Regions from separate parts of the Homo sapiens genome. Here region 2 is linked to region 1. The links are chromatin contacts, found by Hi-C in ENCODE. All regions are on one chromosome and are shown on one strand. Each heading gives the region's core, a stretch centred on a gene start or an enhancer-like site at or near the end of the contact. The rest is flanking DNA. Distances are from core to core; before and after follow the strand shown. Region 1 holds the start of BCORL1 (BCL6 corepressor like 1). Region 2 holds the start of STK26 (serine/threonine kinase 26).

What was found. A loop is a pair of places that touch in the nucleus more often than their neighbours do. Pooled maps may share reads with other maps.
Region 2: a loop to region 1 is called in a pooled map, with 8 times the contacts of the local background. The contact joins the promoter of STK26 here to the promoter of BCORL1 in region 1. A Hi-C loop is called at or near these places in 2 of 37 single-sample maps with no recorded cell type and 5 of 50 pooled maps.

What each region holds. Positions count from the first base shown.
Region 1 is chrX:129,978,424-129,984,900 of GRCh38, reverse strand. BCORL1 (BCL6 corepressor like 1) reads right to left here and starts at 2,266. Exons shown (of 14, transcript NM_001379451.1): 1 at 2,139-2,266. RefSeq lists silencers at 1,201-1,437, 4,778-4,847.
Region 2 is chrX:132,020,167-132,026,643 of GRCh38, reverse strand. It overlaps STK26 (serine/threonine kinase 26), which reads right to left and starts at 3,342. Exons shown (of 12, transcript NM_016542.4): 1 at 3,237-3,342; 2 at 2,985-3,136. The coding sequence starts at 3,026. RefSeq lists enhancers at 2,661-2,730, 2,700-3,247, 3,101-3,260, 3,711-3,760, 3,248-3,794 and a silencer at 3,301-3,550.

The sequences.
Region 1 (6,477 bases), core at 1,017-3,516:
CCAAGAATGAATATCACCCCATCGACAGTTTCGATCAGCCAACATTGAAAATTTCAAAACAATAAAACAAAAACATAGTGCTTCCACTCAGGGAGGGAGGAGGTGCGAGCGGAATAGAAGGGCACCCCCACGGGCCTGTGCTGTTGGCCTCCCGGGTTTGCAGTGTTTCCCTCCCACCTTTCCCCTCGACCACGTCTTTCCCTACAACAATCTCCCGCACCTCCATAACGCGAAATCCCCAGCCGAGGTGCGGCCGGCTCCTCCCAGCCTTGCCCCGGACGTCCCTCTGGCCCAGCCTTCCTCTCGGCGGGACCCCGGCGAGGAGGGCCCCCTCCACCGACCAGTTCACCTCCCTATCCCTTCCCCGGCCTCTTGGCGCCCCTGCAGGGCTCTGTCCCGAAACCGAACCTCGAGGAGCCAAGCCCACGAGGCCAGTCGCGGGACCCACACCCCCCTTCCTTCTCCCAGCACCTCGTCCTCCATGCACCCGGCCCCCGGGGCTCCTCGTCGTCGTCGTCCCGGCTCGTACCGCCCCCCGTCGGGGGCTCCACCCCCCCGCCTGCCCCCGCCCCCAGGACGGCCCCCTCCCCACCGCGCGCCGCCTGCGCCCTCTGCCCCGGCACGGGACTCTCTTTGGCCTCCGTTCCCCGCCCAGAAGCGGCGGCGGCGGCGGCGGCAACGGCTGCGGCGGCCCCAGCAGGAGCAGCAGCGGCGGCGGCGGCAGCGGCGGCGGCAGCAGCGCCGCCCCCGGCCCCGCCCCGCCGCCCGCCGGAGCCCCACGCCCCGCCCGCCCGCCCCGCCGCCGGACTGCTCCCCCCGAAGCCCACCACTAAGCCCTCCCACTCCCCGGCCGCGATCCGCTCGAATCCAGCTCCGCTGGGCCTGCTGTCCGTCCCTCACGCCCCTTAGGACCCGGGGTGGGGGAGCCCTGGGGTTCGCGGCCATCCCTCTCCCTCCTTCTCCAAGGGCCGGGGGATTGCCCCTGATCCCGAAACCCGGCCCCGTAACCGGAGCCTCCCTCCTTCCAGCCCTCGGCTTCGCTCGCCGACCCCTTGCCTCCAGGCCTGGCGCGAAGCGGGTGGAGGGCTTGCACGCCGGATCTCCCCTCTGGCTTGCCGGTGCTAGTATGAATTGCCCCCGATCTCATCTTCCTTCAATTTAAGCCCCCTCCCCGCCGCGCCCGGCCCGGCGGCCCCCGCCCCTAGAGCGAGGGCAGCGGAGCCAGGGCGCTCCGAAGTCATCCCCCGCCTTTTTTCCAGGGACTCGGATAATTGCCCCTGCCCCCATCACAGCACTCCCACTCCCGAACCCAGGCCCCGCCGCCACCTAGGGGTACCCCTTACCCTACGATTCCCGCACCCCAGCGCCGGGAAGAAAGCAGCCCTGAAGAGCACCCGTCGCACCTCCCCTCTGAGGTTGGAGGGCATTTTCTCCCGGTCTCTTCAACACTTCATCACGGACACCCCCCCCCCCCAAAAAAAAGCCTTTTCTCGCCCTGCCCTGCTAGCCAGCCTCCCTTCGGATCGTCGGATCCTTGGATCGGGGGTTGGAGTCAGGTAGTTAACAAGACCATAGCCTCCACCTCCCTTTCCGAGGAGTGGGGTAATTCCTATGGTTTCCCCCCCAGGATCAACCGACCCCCGTTTCCATGGAGACCCCCGCCCAGCCGGGAAGAAGACTCTCTTGGATCGTGGCGAACGAGTCTCACCTGGCTAAGAGAGAAGGGGGTCGAGAAGGGGGTAGGGCAAGTCAGGGGATGGGGTACGAAGGTGGGAAGTGGAAGGGAGCTGTCCCGAAGGGAGGGGCGAAGACATACCCAGCTCCAGGGAGCGCTACGTCCGGGGACACGAAGAGGACGGCGCCCCCGGGGGGCAAGCCGAGCGGCCGCAGGGAAAAGAAGGAACAGGGTTGGAGAAAGGCTTAAGATAGAAAGAAGCGGGTGGGGGGATACGAAAAAGCCGGGGAGTCAAAAGGGGTGGAGGGATTGGGGGAGAGAGAAAAAAGACGCACCTGTTCCCGGGTCGGCTCCGCGGGGAGGCTCAGGCCGCCACCCGGGCTCCCTCTTACTCCCTCTTAACCGCCACCCGCCTAATACTGCCCCGATCTGATGCCCCCCTCCGCCCCTTATCGCCACCGACCTCCTTCTCCTCTCTCTCGGCGGCGGCGGCGGTCGGACTCTAGGAACTGAGAGGAAGAAGGGAGGGCTCAGCAAAGCGGAGGAGAGACAGAGCCACACACTGGCAGCAGCCGCGGCGAGCGAAAGAGTGAGGGGGAGAGCGGTGTGTGTGTGTGTCTGTGTGCGAGCGAAGCCTGGTGGAGTGGGTGCCGGTCGCAGGGCTCGACGGGAAGTGGAGTCCGGCTGGGTCCGCGGGCGGCGCCAACCCCCGCTCCACCGGACTACAACTCCCAGAATGCGGCCTACGCGGGTGGGGGGGAATGGGGAGGAGGAGGCGAAGGGAGGGAGCGAGCAAGAGAGGGAGGGACGAAAGCAGGGAGCAAGCGGCGGCGAAGGGGGCAGAGCCAAGCAGCCCCGGTGACACTGGGAGGGGAGGAGAGGAGGAGGGGATCGCTGAGAGGACCGAGCGGATTCCGGAGAGGGAGGCAGCAGTGGCTGCAGCAAGCCGGGCAAAAAGCTAGACTCCTGGGAGAGGCGGAGGCGCTCAATCTGCGGGGCTGCAGGAGCCCCACGTCCCCCCCCACCTCGACGCCCCTCGAAGGGGGAGGTTGAGGAAGGGAGAGGGTCAGTGAGCCGCGGCCAAAGGGTTCTCTCTCTTTCTTCCAACGTTCTCCACCTTATGCCCCGACCTGACTTTCTCAGGCCACTGGTGCCGATCCAGTGTGCAAATCTCGAGACCCCAGATCTCCTCTGCCGGGCAGCGGAGAACAGACGCATTCAGTCCCCTTCTCCCAGGGGCCTGAGGGAGGCTCCCCTTGCAGGCAGGGCGTGACTCCCCCTTCTTCCCGCTCCCCCCCCCACCGTCGTCGCCACCCCCCCATCTCCCTCCCCGGAACCCCTCCCCTGAAGCCGGGGCTCGCCTCTCTCTCTCCCCGCCAAGACACGGAGTCCTTCTGGGGACGACTACCCAGCCCCCTCCCTTATACTGGGCCCCTACCCACCAGTATCCCCTTCTTAGCGTTGCCCCCTCACCGAAATAATGGTGGGGGCGACCCGAGTTGGACTGGTGGCTACTTTCCCTCCAAGGCTAGCCGTCCTTCGCCACGCCGACCCTGTGTAGAAATAGAGAAGCATATTAATACTCCCGTCCCCCCTCCCCCCCAGATTTGAATACCCGTGGAAGTGGCTCACAAGAAAGAGGGGTTGGTAGTGGAAGTGAGCTAGGGGTGAATCCCAATCTTCAAACCTCATCCCTCCCATGGAAATCCAGGTATTCGCCTTTTGCTTAAAAGCCATTAAATCGCTTGGGTGGGGGGTAAATTATCTAAACCCCAATGTCCATGCGACTCGAAGCGACGCTACCTTGTAGGAATAAGATACGAACTAGGTTGCCGCCACGGGAAGGAAAGTATCCCCCACCCCCGTCGCCGTCCACCCCCAAAAACACATACCCCTAGGAGAGTCAGATGGCTGAAGAAGGGGGAAGGCGGTGGGAGTGCTGGAGAGTAAAAGGACTGTGGCGGGGAGGGTCCGCGGCCCCCACTACGAGAGCAGAATCCAGATGCTAAGAGGTGGGTGGGGGGTGCGGCACAATCGCAGACTGTGTCTTTCCTCGCTTTTCCCGGAATCGCCGCCCGATCACCGTCTAACACTCGGAGTTGCTTACCACTCAGTCCCCTAGCCCCATTTGTGCGCGTGAGGCGGCCAGAGCCCGGGAAGCCCGGGCACAAACTCCGCGGAAGCTGGCCTTCGCTGCCGCCGCGCCGCCGCGGGCCTCCCTCCCTCCGCTCGCGGCCCCGCCGATCTACCTTCGCCCCCGGCCGAGGCCAGACCCCGCTCACAACTCCACGCCCCTACTCCACCCCCGGCTCTCCCTCCCCTCGCCCTCTCCCTGCGGGTCCGGCCCAGCCCCTAGCGCCGCCCCGCCCTACCGCTCGGTCCAGAGCCCAGCAAGTGCCCCGAACTCGCCCCCCGCCCCCACGCCCAGGCCAGTCTGGCCAGGCCTGGTTTCCCCCTCCCGCCGCGCCCCGCCCCCGAATCCACGTCCTACTTCGCCACCCAACTCGGCCCGGTCGGGGTTCGGCCCGCGCCCACGCCACCGGAGTCCCCGATTCGGTCCGGTGTACGGCCACCCACCCCGCCCTTGCCTGGGTGCTGGCCTGGCCCGCTGCCTGCGCCCGCCGAGCCGGCCCAAGCGCGCGGTCCGGGTCCGGGTCCAGGTGCCGGCCTCGGTCCCGGCAGTGTTGCCGCGACTCGCCACGCGGGCTCGTTCCACGCAAGATCGGAACCCACGCGGGGTGGGGGCCGCGGGAAGCAAGTTTCTTTATCCTCCCCCCGCCCCCGCCGCAGGGCCGCACCGTTCCCCCACCACCCCCGCCTCACGGCGCCCCCTTTACCTGGGCAGAGCCCCCGGCCGCTGTCGCAACTTTGCTCTTCTCCACGCCGCCGGGGAAGCGGGCGAAGCGGGAGGAGGGAGGTGGCGGGGGGTGCTGGGATCAGGCTGCTGGGCTCAGGGAGGACACGTGGGGGAGGAGGGGAAGGAGGAGGAGGAAGGGGGGGCGGGCCTGCAGTTCTCGGGGCTCCCCCTGCCAGTCCCGGGGAAGCCGGAACCTCGCCGGGCAGCCGCAGACCCCGCACTGGCCACGGGGGAAGAACGGAGCCACCTTCCTCGGCCAGCCCCTGGCTCCAGGAAGGGGGGGGTCGAGCAACGCGCCGTTCGGGTCGGAGAGCGAAAGATTTCGCTCCTGCTCTGTGTGACTCTCATCCCCGTTTTAGCCTCAGTGTATGTTGTGGGGGGGCAAAGGGTCTTGCATGCGGTGGGGGAGACCTCCCCGCCGGATGCCCCGCCCCTCCCCCGGCCCCCCACTTCCCCACCCTGGGCGACCTCAGTGCGTGGTTCTGGCGCTCAAGCTCCGAGGCCGCCCGCGGGCGCAGCCCCAGCCCCGGCGCCGAAGTGGGACAGGTGCTGGGGAAAGGAAAATGCCAGGGCTCGCCGCCTTGCCTCTCGTCTCCAGGGCGGCCCACCCTTGGTGGCAACCTCCCCCGGCTGCAAACCCCCTGGGCCACCCTCAGTGGGTAACACCACCTGGGCGTGGAGGCATCTGGGGATGGAGGCGGGGGGGTAGGGGTCGGTGGCGAGAGACCCGAGTGAGGAAGAAGGAGGAAGGGGATGAAAGGTCTGTGTAAAGTGGGAAGCCTGCACGATTCAGAGCCAAAAGCCCAGCTCTAGAGGACTCGGCTTCTGCCGGCTTTCCTTGGGCTCCTCAGTCACCAATCCGAGCTCCCTTGACCCTTACCCTTTACCCTAACGACTCTCTGCCTGGCCAAAGGAATAAACCGTCGTGTGTGTTTACATCCCAGGCCATCCCTGGGACTGAAGGGCTGAGAAGCTTGCGGTCCACATTCGAACTCTCATGACTTTACATTGACTCCGAGGAGAGCAGCTAGCAGCTAGCAGCTTGCGAAGGAGCTGAAGCTGCCGGCCGATTTGCTCTCAGTCTTAGGGTGTTTCTTAGCAGCTCCAGCCCTGAGCCCATGACAGGGACTTCAAAGGCATCGCCTCAGCCTAGAGGGTATTAGGGGAGGTGCCCAGCAGTTCCTGGAGGATTCAGTGCTTTGTAAACGGAATTTGAAATGAATAGCAGGAATTCGAAAAAAGTCTTTATGTGCAGATATATTGATATTATTTGTTATATATTTATCCATGCTGAGGAAGTCAGAGGGTCATTTGGACTAGAAGGAAGCCCTGCCAGATTAATGTCTTCCTCCTCCTCCTCCCCACTCCACCTCGCTTCTGCTAGGCCCAGAGGTTCCATCTCTCAGCTCCGATGTCCCTTCTCTCCTTTGGAAGTACTTTAGAGATGGCAGTTGAGACTTGCCTGGTATGTCTCCCTCACCTGGTGTGAGGGATGTGGGTGAGCATTGGAGCAAGTTATCTAAGGCTGCAGTGGCTTTTCTGTTGCCTGAGGCCTGGTGTTCTAGGACCCCTCTTGCTTGTCCTCACCACCCTCAAAAGCTATTGCCAGCAACGTGGACAAGGCGCTGGCCATTTTATTTTGCTTTGGGAACCTCTCCTCAAGACATTCTACTTGGCCACTCCTAACCTCTCATGCACCCCACCCCTACTCCTGCACACCACATGCACACACACACACACACACCCACACACACCCCTTAAAAAATATTTGGCCTAAGTTGCATCAAGGGGAACGTGAAGATTTGGAAATGATCTGTTTAAGCCAATCAATATATGAACTCAAAATGCATGATTAAGGAGAAAATCGCCTCTATGGGGCCTGATGATGCAGATCCCACCAATTCTGCTTTAAGTTGAATTTACTGTCATCGCTGATTTTAATTAA
Region 2 (6,477 bases), core at 2,093-4,592, 2.0 Mb before region 1:
TCAAAAATACTATTGTAGGCTCTAAGGGGAAATATCTTAAACTTAAGTATGATTTATAACTGAAAACTTCAAAGAAAACAGGGTTTGAATCATTAAAGAGTAAATATTTGAGTGGAAAGAAACAGGTTTATTGGTTTTTTTTTAAGTTGTACTTTAAATATTTTCAAGAGTTCAGCTACTGGTATGGAAAATTCCTCTAGTTACACACTAAAGAAGTAAGCACAAATTAAGTACAAAAAACTTCATACCCTCAACATTTGGTGTAACGTGGCAAAAAATGTTCGTTACCACAATATTAAGAAATATCAACAATATGAGTTTGAATAACTAATTCATAAGGAAGAGTTTGAACTGGACGAAATCCTGGGTTTTCTTTCTTCACTCCAAGTTTCTTTTCTATTTTAAACTAGTGGCAACAGCAATTTCTTTGTTTGAAAGTCAGGAATGCTGGAAATCTTAAGTGATAGAACAGGTAGCTGGGCTTCTACTTCACGTCTCTCCTCAGAGGGAGAAAATAATTGTGGATAAAGTAATTTTCTTTGTATTTCTGGAAAAATCATTTTTCCCATCAATCTTCATAATTCTCTAAAATAAACTGTTAAAAAGTTATAGGCTGGTCGGCTACCTCACCCTGATTTGTGGAAACACTATACAGTAATTTCAAGAACACATGGCTAACTGAAGTTTTCTAAAGGTCTAAAAGTTGCTCCTAACGCCTTCATAAAACTCTAGGAGAATTTTACAAGCTCACGATAGATTTCTGCATCTCATCTGCAATATTTTGCTACATAACAATAATAAAAATAGTCTAGCTTCAAGAGTCACACTGCATGCTATCAAATTTATTATTAAGGTATTGTACATTTTCAACTATGGAAAAAACTGTGTGCTGCACAAAGTGCTTAAGAACTACATTAGAAATAAAATGGAAATAAGAAGTTAAGAATTTACCATTTCATTAAGATGAAGAGAATGACCAAAAAAAAAAAAAAAAAAGATTCCTCTCTTCTTTGCTAACGTTGAGATGTTTGCCCTACTCAAATTAGGTGGGACAAAGTAATCACAACTCAGAGGGCACAGAGTGAAAGGCAGAATTTGTAATTTAAAGTATATGATTCACATTCGAATCCACATTAATTAAGATTTAAAAATTCAAGAGATAGGCAACTCAGATAATTAAAAGCAGGGAGCAATCAGAAATACTGAACAGCAAGCAGTTCCTAAACCATATAAATTCAATAAGTTCAAGACAAATAAAATAAAAATCAGAAACCATTTTCCCCTCAGCACACAGAGTTCCCCAGAATCACAAACTTGATGAACTGGAGGCACTCACTCTGCTGACGCACACACGCAGGCTCGCGCACACAATGGAGCGAGAAGCATGGAGACCCTCAGAGACAAACTTCACATGTGCATCGTTTTACTCTCCACAGAATGGAAAGAAGAGCACGGTGAGAAAATGTCACTTTTTCCCAGATCAAACAGCAAAACTGTACTTAGTATTGTGAACTATGAATTCCCTTGATACAATCAAAGGCAGAACTGAATGAATGGGGTGTGGGGCAGGGTGCGTGGGGAAAAGAAGGAGGGAAGGAGAGGGGAGGCCGCCTGAGAGGAAGAAAGTTTAAGGCATTTTGCAAGGCTTGAGTGGATTAATCTTTTTTTTTAAGCCCTACTATTTCCTATTTCCCTTTCTCTCTCTCTCTTTATTTAATATACACTAACTTCCTGAGACTCAACCCAGACTTGCCCTAAATGCAGCTGAAATGTCTGGTGTTTAGGACACACCAAGAGTTCTAGGTGCACAAATAAATCCCATTTTGGGAAAGAATTTAAAAATCACTTTTGTGGACATTCATAAAATGAGAACACTGAAAAAAAAAAAAAAACTCCATGTATCAATAAGTAAATTGAGGCCCCAGTCTACAGCTCTTTGATTTCTACTAGAAATATAAGCTATTTACTATAAACATTTTATTTTTGAACTTCAAAAAAGTTTGTTTTCACATTTTAGATCATGAAAGACTGAGGCTTCAGTGGTTTTAGCCCCTAAATGGGTTGTTTAGGCCATCTAGCAAAGGAAAAAAAAATAGAACATGAATGCTTTAAAAAGTTAGTAAATTTGGATAACACTTAGCAGATAGCCTAAAATGCACCGATTTAAAAACATAACAGCATAAAAAGTTTTCTGACATAGCTTATCTTTAATAAAATGAAAATATAATGGGAGGGGGTTGGGCTGGGTAGACTTCGAGTAACAAGTTGGGTCCCATGCAGTAGTCCCTTGTCCAAGACAAAAAGCTTCCTTTAACCACATGTAACAGTCATCTTGTGGGAAAGGCACGGAGGGGGCTGAGAAGTCATCACCTCAGTGACTCTGAACAGAACCAGCATTTCTCACGCCACACTATGGGCTGGGCTAGGTCGGGGAGCAAGCTACAACTTTGCCCTTAAGCAGCAGTACCGAAAGGGAGAAAGAGGTCACCTCTCTCTTAGCCCTACGCACACAGGAAGAGCCCAATTCAAGCCGCCGCCGCCGCCACCCCTGGTGTTGCCCCGCCCCAACTTGAGTGTGTGTTTGGGGTGGGGGGTGTAGGGCACTCACTACTCGCGTTATACCCCACAAATTCCAAGGCACTTCCATCTCTCCCAGGTTAAGTTCCGCCCCCCCATCCCCAACCGTGCCAAGCTCAGCAGGCGCAGGTGTCTGTGGCTCTGGCCTATTTTTATACCCCCAACCGCCCTCAATCTCCACCTAGTTGCGCGCTCCAGTCCCGCCTCGCCTTCCCAGCGAAGAGCACTACCTAGCCTACACACCAGGAAACACCTCCAGCCCTACTCCCAGGTCACCTGGCCATAGTGACCGGCCCTGCCCTCAGGGGAGCCCTGGGGCCGTCCCTTGTCGCCGGTGCCCAGCACCGAGGGCGCACCGGGCTCCCAAGCAGTCACGTGGGCGGCGGGGGCGGCCTGCGCTTCCTCACCTGCATCCCAGGCACTTGGACAGCCACCGGCGAGTGGGCCATGGAGGCGAATGCTGCCTCGCTCCGCTTCTGCGGCGGTGGCGCCTTGGGTTCGGACTGGCTCCTCCCTCCGGGGGTAGTTCGGCGGCCCTCCCAGGCTTTTCGATCGGGGCCTGGGAGGACACACAAAAGTGGGGTTACTGGGCTGGCGGCGCGTAGCCCGGGGCTAGGAGGTGGGCTGTTAGCGGCGCAGCTCCCTGGGACTCAGTCTACCTTTCTGGCGCCCGCCCGCCGCTGAAGCAGCCGCCTCCGCTGCTGCTCCTCTTCCTGAACGCCGAGCGCTGTGAGTGGTGGTGGCTGGGACCTGGGCTCGAGTGATGCCGCTCCTCTGCGCCTCGCCGCTTTAGGAAGAGGAGGTGGAGGCGCCCCAGCCACCCGCCTGCTCGCCTGGCCTGGGAGGCGGTTGGGGGCGGTTCCGCCGTTGGCCCTGCCCCCGCCCCGCAGCCGGGCGGTGTCGCGGGAGCCAAGGCTCCAGGCAGCGAAGAGGTTTGGCTGGGGTTGCTGGAGTCTGAGAAGCTGGAGACTCTCCCGGCACGCGGAGAGGAGAACCCGGGGACCCGGAGACCTGGGACATGGCTGGGCCTGGGAAGAGAATGGAAGAGTTTGGGAAACCCTGAGGGTATGAGGGCGCCCCAGATGCGGCCACGTTGCAGGGAGGCGTGCGAGGCTGGGGCACACGCAGCCTCGGAGACGACTTGAGCTGAAACTTGGGGAGTGTTGGAAGTCTTTCTTGGCTCCCCGGCCTGGCCAAGGGTAGGATTACAGATAGCCGCGGAGTCGGTGGACCCCCGCTTTTTCCCGCCATCTGGTCTCCTCAGCTGGGGGTCGCGCCTCTGGGCAGATCTGTGGCCACACTCTTGCTTTCCGAGTTCCCTGACCCCAAACATGCTTCAGGTGACTTCAACTTAAGGTTCCCCCTACCTCCTGGGCTATCCCTTGCAGAACGGCCAAACTAGGGCTTCTCTCTACCACAAGTTCTGCACGTGTAAGGCAGAGGGAAATTGGAAAACAGATGGTACATCGGCAGAAAAATTAATGAGGATAGTAGAGGCTTGGGAAATGAGATTGGATCGTTAGCAGTACAGGTTATTGAAATCAGCATACACTGCAGTGGTTTTGGTAACTCCCTGCCTCCGCCCCATTTTAAGTTCTACTCCAGGAGAGGGAGACAGGCTCTTTTGAGAGTACTCTAACAGTAGCGACAGTAACACTGGTAATAATAGTAACAGGAATTTCATTATGAAGGCACCTTTGGGAACACGTAAGGGGTTAATTACTTTTTAAAAAAGTAATAGTCGAGTGCCAGTTTAAAATGAAGATGAAGTTCCTTACCTTGAAATTTGTTATGGGTCTCTACGCACCACACGGTGGGGGGCCTCTAGTGGTAAAAGATAGTTTCTCTTCTTCCTTTTAAATCTTTTTCAGAGAATAGTATATAATTCTTATCAATATCGTTATTATTAATGGATATTATTTTCATTGTGCCAGGGACTGCTAAGTGCTTTCTATGTGTTATTAATACCTTACTGAACCTGTACAAGGGCCTTCTGGAGTCTTATTGATTTCCCCTCATTTTACAGATGAAGAAAAAGGCTCAACCAGGTTAAATAATTTGACCGAAATGTCACGCAATTAAGAAGTGGTACAGCTGGGAATTCAGACGCAGGTCCCTCTGACTGGTGATAAACTTACTACTTTCTCTATGGTTTCTGTTTGTGTTTAATGATGATAAAAGGTACAATTGCATTTTCCTTACTCCTAGTTCCCCAAGTCCAGCCCTTCACTATTTCTAACCTAATGTTAGGCTCCAATCTAGTCTCGATTTCCCACCAACCCAGCTCACAACATTGCCAGCCTGACCGGAAACCTGCAGTGCCACCTAAACTTTTAATGTCCATAGAAATCCGAGGGTTCTTTTGCTCCCTCAAAAGCGCAGATTTTTATCTCCCATGTCTGGACTGGGCCCAAGATTCTGCAATGCTAACAAGCTCTCACATGGTGATGATGTTTAGATCACACTTTTAAGTCGCAAGGGTCTGAATCAAGCTCCATCATTTAAGACCTGTCTCAAATCTCACCTCCATTGACCCTTCCTAGTTGCTCCAAGCCCTCCTTCAAACTCCTCCAATGTGAGCAGCGCTCACACTGTAGTTCTTTCTTCTTATTTCATATATTTCATTTGTTTTGTGTGCCCATATTAGGTCCTTGAGGGCAGAGATCCAGCCTCTCTTACATGAGAATGATTCAGGTAGGATGGCAGGAGTCTGAGGGCAAGCTTTTTATACATTTTGTCCATTGCTGTATCCCCAGAGACTAGGTTCATGGCATGTAGTAGGCCCTCAATAAATAATTGTTGAATGAATGAATGAACTTCTTTTGAATTCTCCACTGAGGTTACTAGGTGCATAATGTATACACTATATATTTTATTGATGTCAGGTTAAACCCCTAGGCATTGCCCTTACTGAACATTTAAATTGTTCAGTTTATTGTGTGTTACATCTTTCATTATTTAGTCTCCAAAATTCTTTCCTGCTAGTTTAATTTCACAACTACTTATGAGCCAGTTGTATAATTTTGATAGATAAGTAAATTAAGCATATCAGAGAAATGACTTTCTCTGACATCATTCTGGGCCAGAGTTATGTAACTATGTGGAAGAATAAAAGCTTAATGCTGAGACCTGGAATATTGAGACATTTCCTGAAAGACATTGCATTTGAGATCTTAGTGAGCTTTTTAGCCTTTATTTAGGTTTACTGCTATTAAATAAAGCATCAGTTGTTGTTATAATTGATAGAGATCACTTGAGTTTTTACATGGGATTGCTTGTGGGCTTTTAAATGATTTTTCCTGTGTGTGTGTGTGTGTGTGTCTGTGTCTGTGTGTGTGTGTGTATCTATAAATTAAATCTTGTGAAGGTGTCAACATTTGAAAACAATTCAAATTTTATGAGCATTAGAAACTTTTTTTCCACTTTGAACTGGATTATTTCTCAAATTCTTAAATAAAATGACAAGAAATTCAAGTACGCTTTTGTTACACACACACACAAAGGAAACTTAAATATTTTACTTCAAATTGTCAGCCCAGGCCAGGCGTGGTGCCTCACCCCTGTTCCCAGCACTTTGGGAGGCCGAGGCGGGCAGGTTACCTGAGGTCAGGAGTTTGAGACCAGCCTGGCCAACATGGCGAAACCCCATCTCTACTAAAAATACAAAAATTAGCTGGACATGGTGGTGTGTGCCTGTAATCCCAGCTACTCTGGAAGCTGAGGCAGGAGAATTGCTTGAACCTGGGAGGCAGAAGTTGCAGTGAGCTGAGATCATGCCACTGTACTCCGCCCTGGGCCACAGAGCGAGACTCCATCTCCAAAAAAAAAAAAAAAAAAAAGTCAGCCCAGAGTCTGAAAATATATTACAGTGTATTCCCGTAGTTTAATGGAAAACGTTTC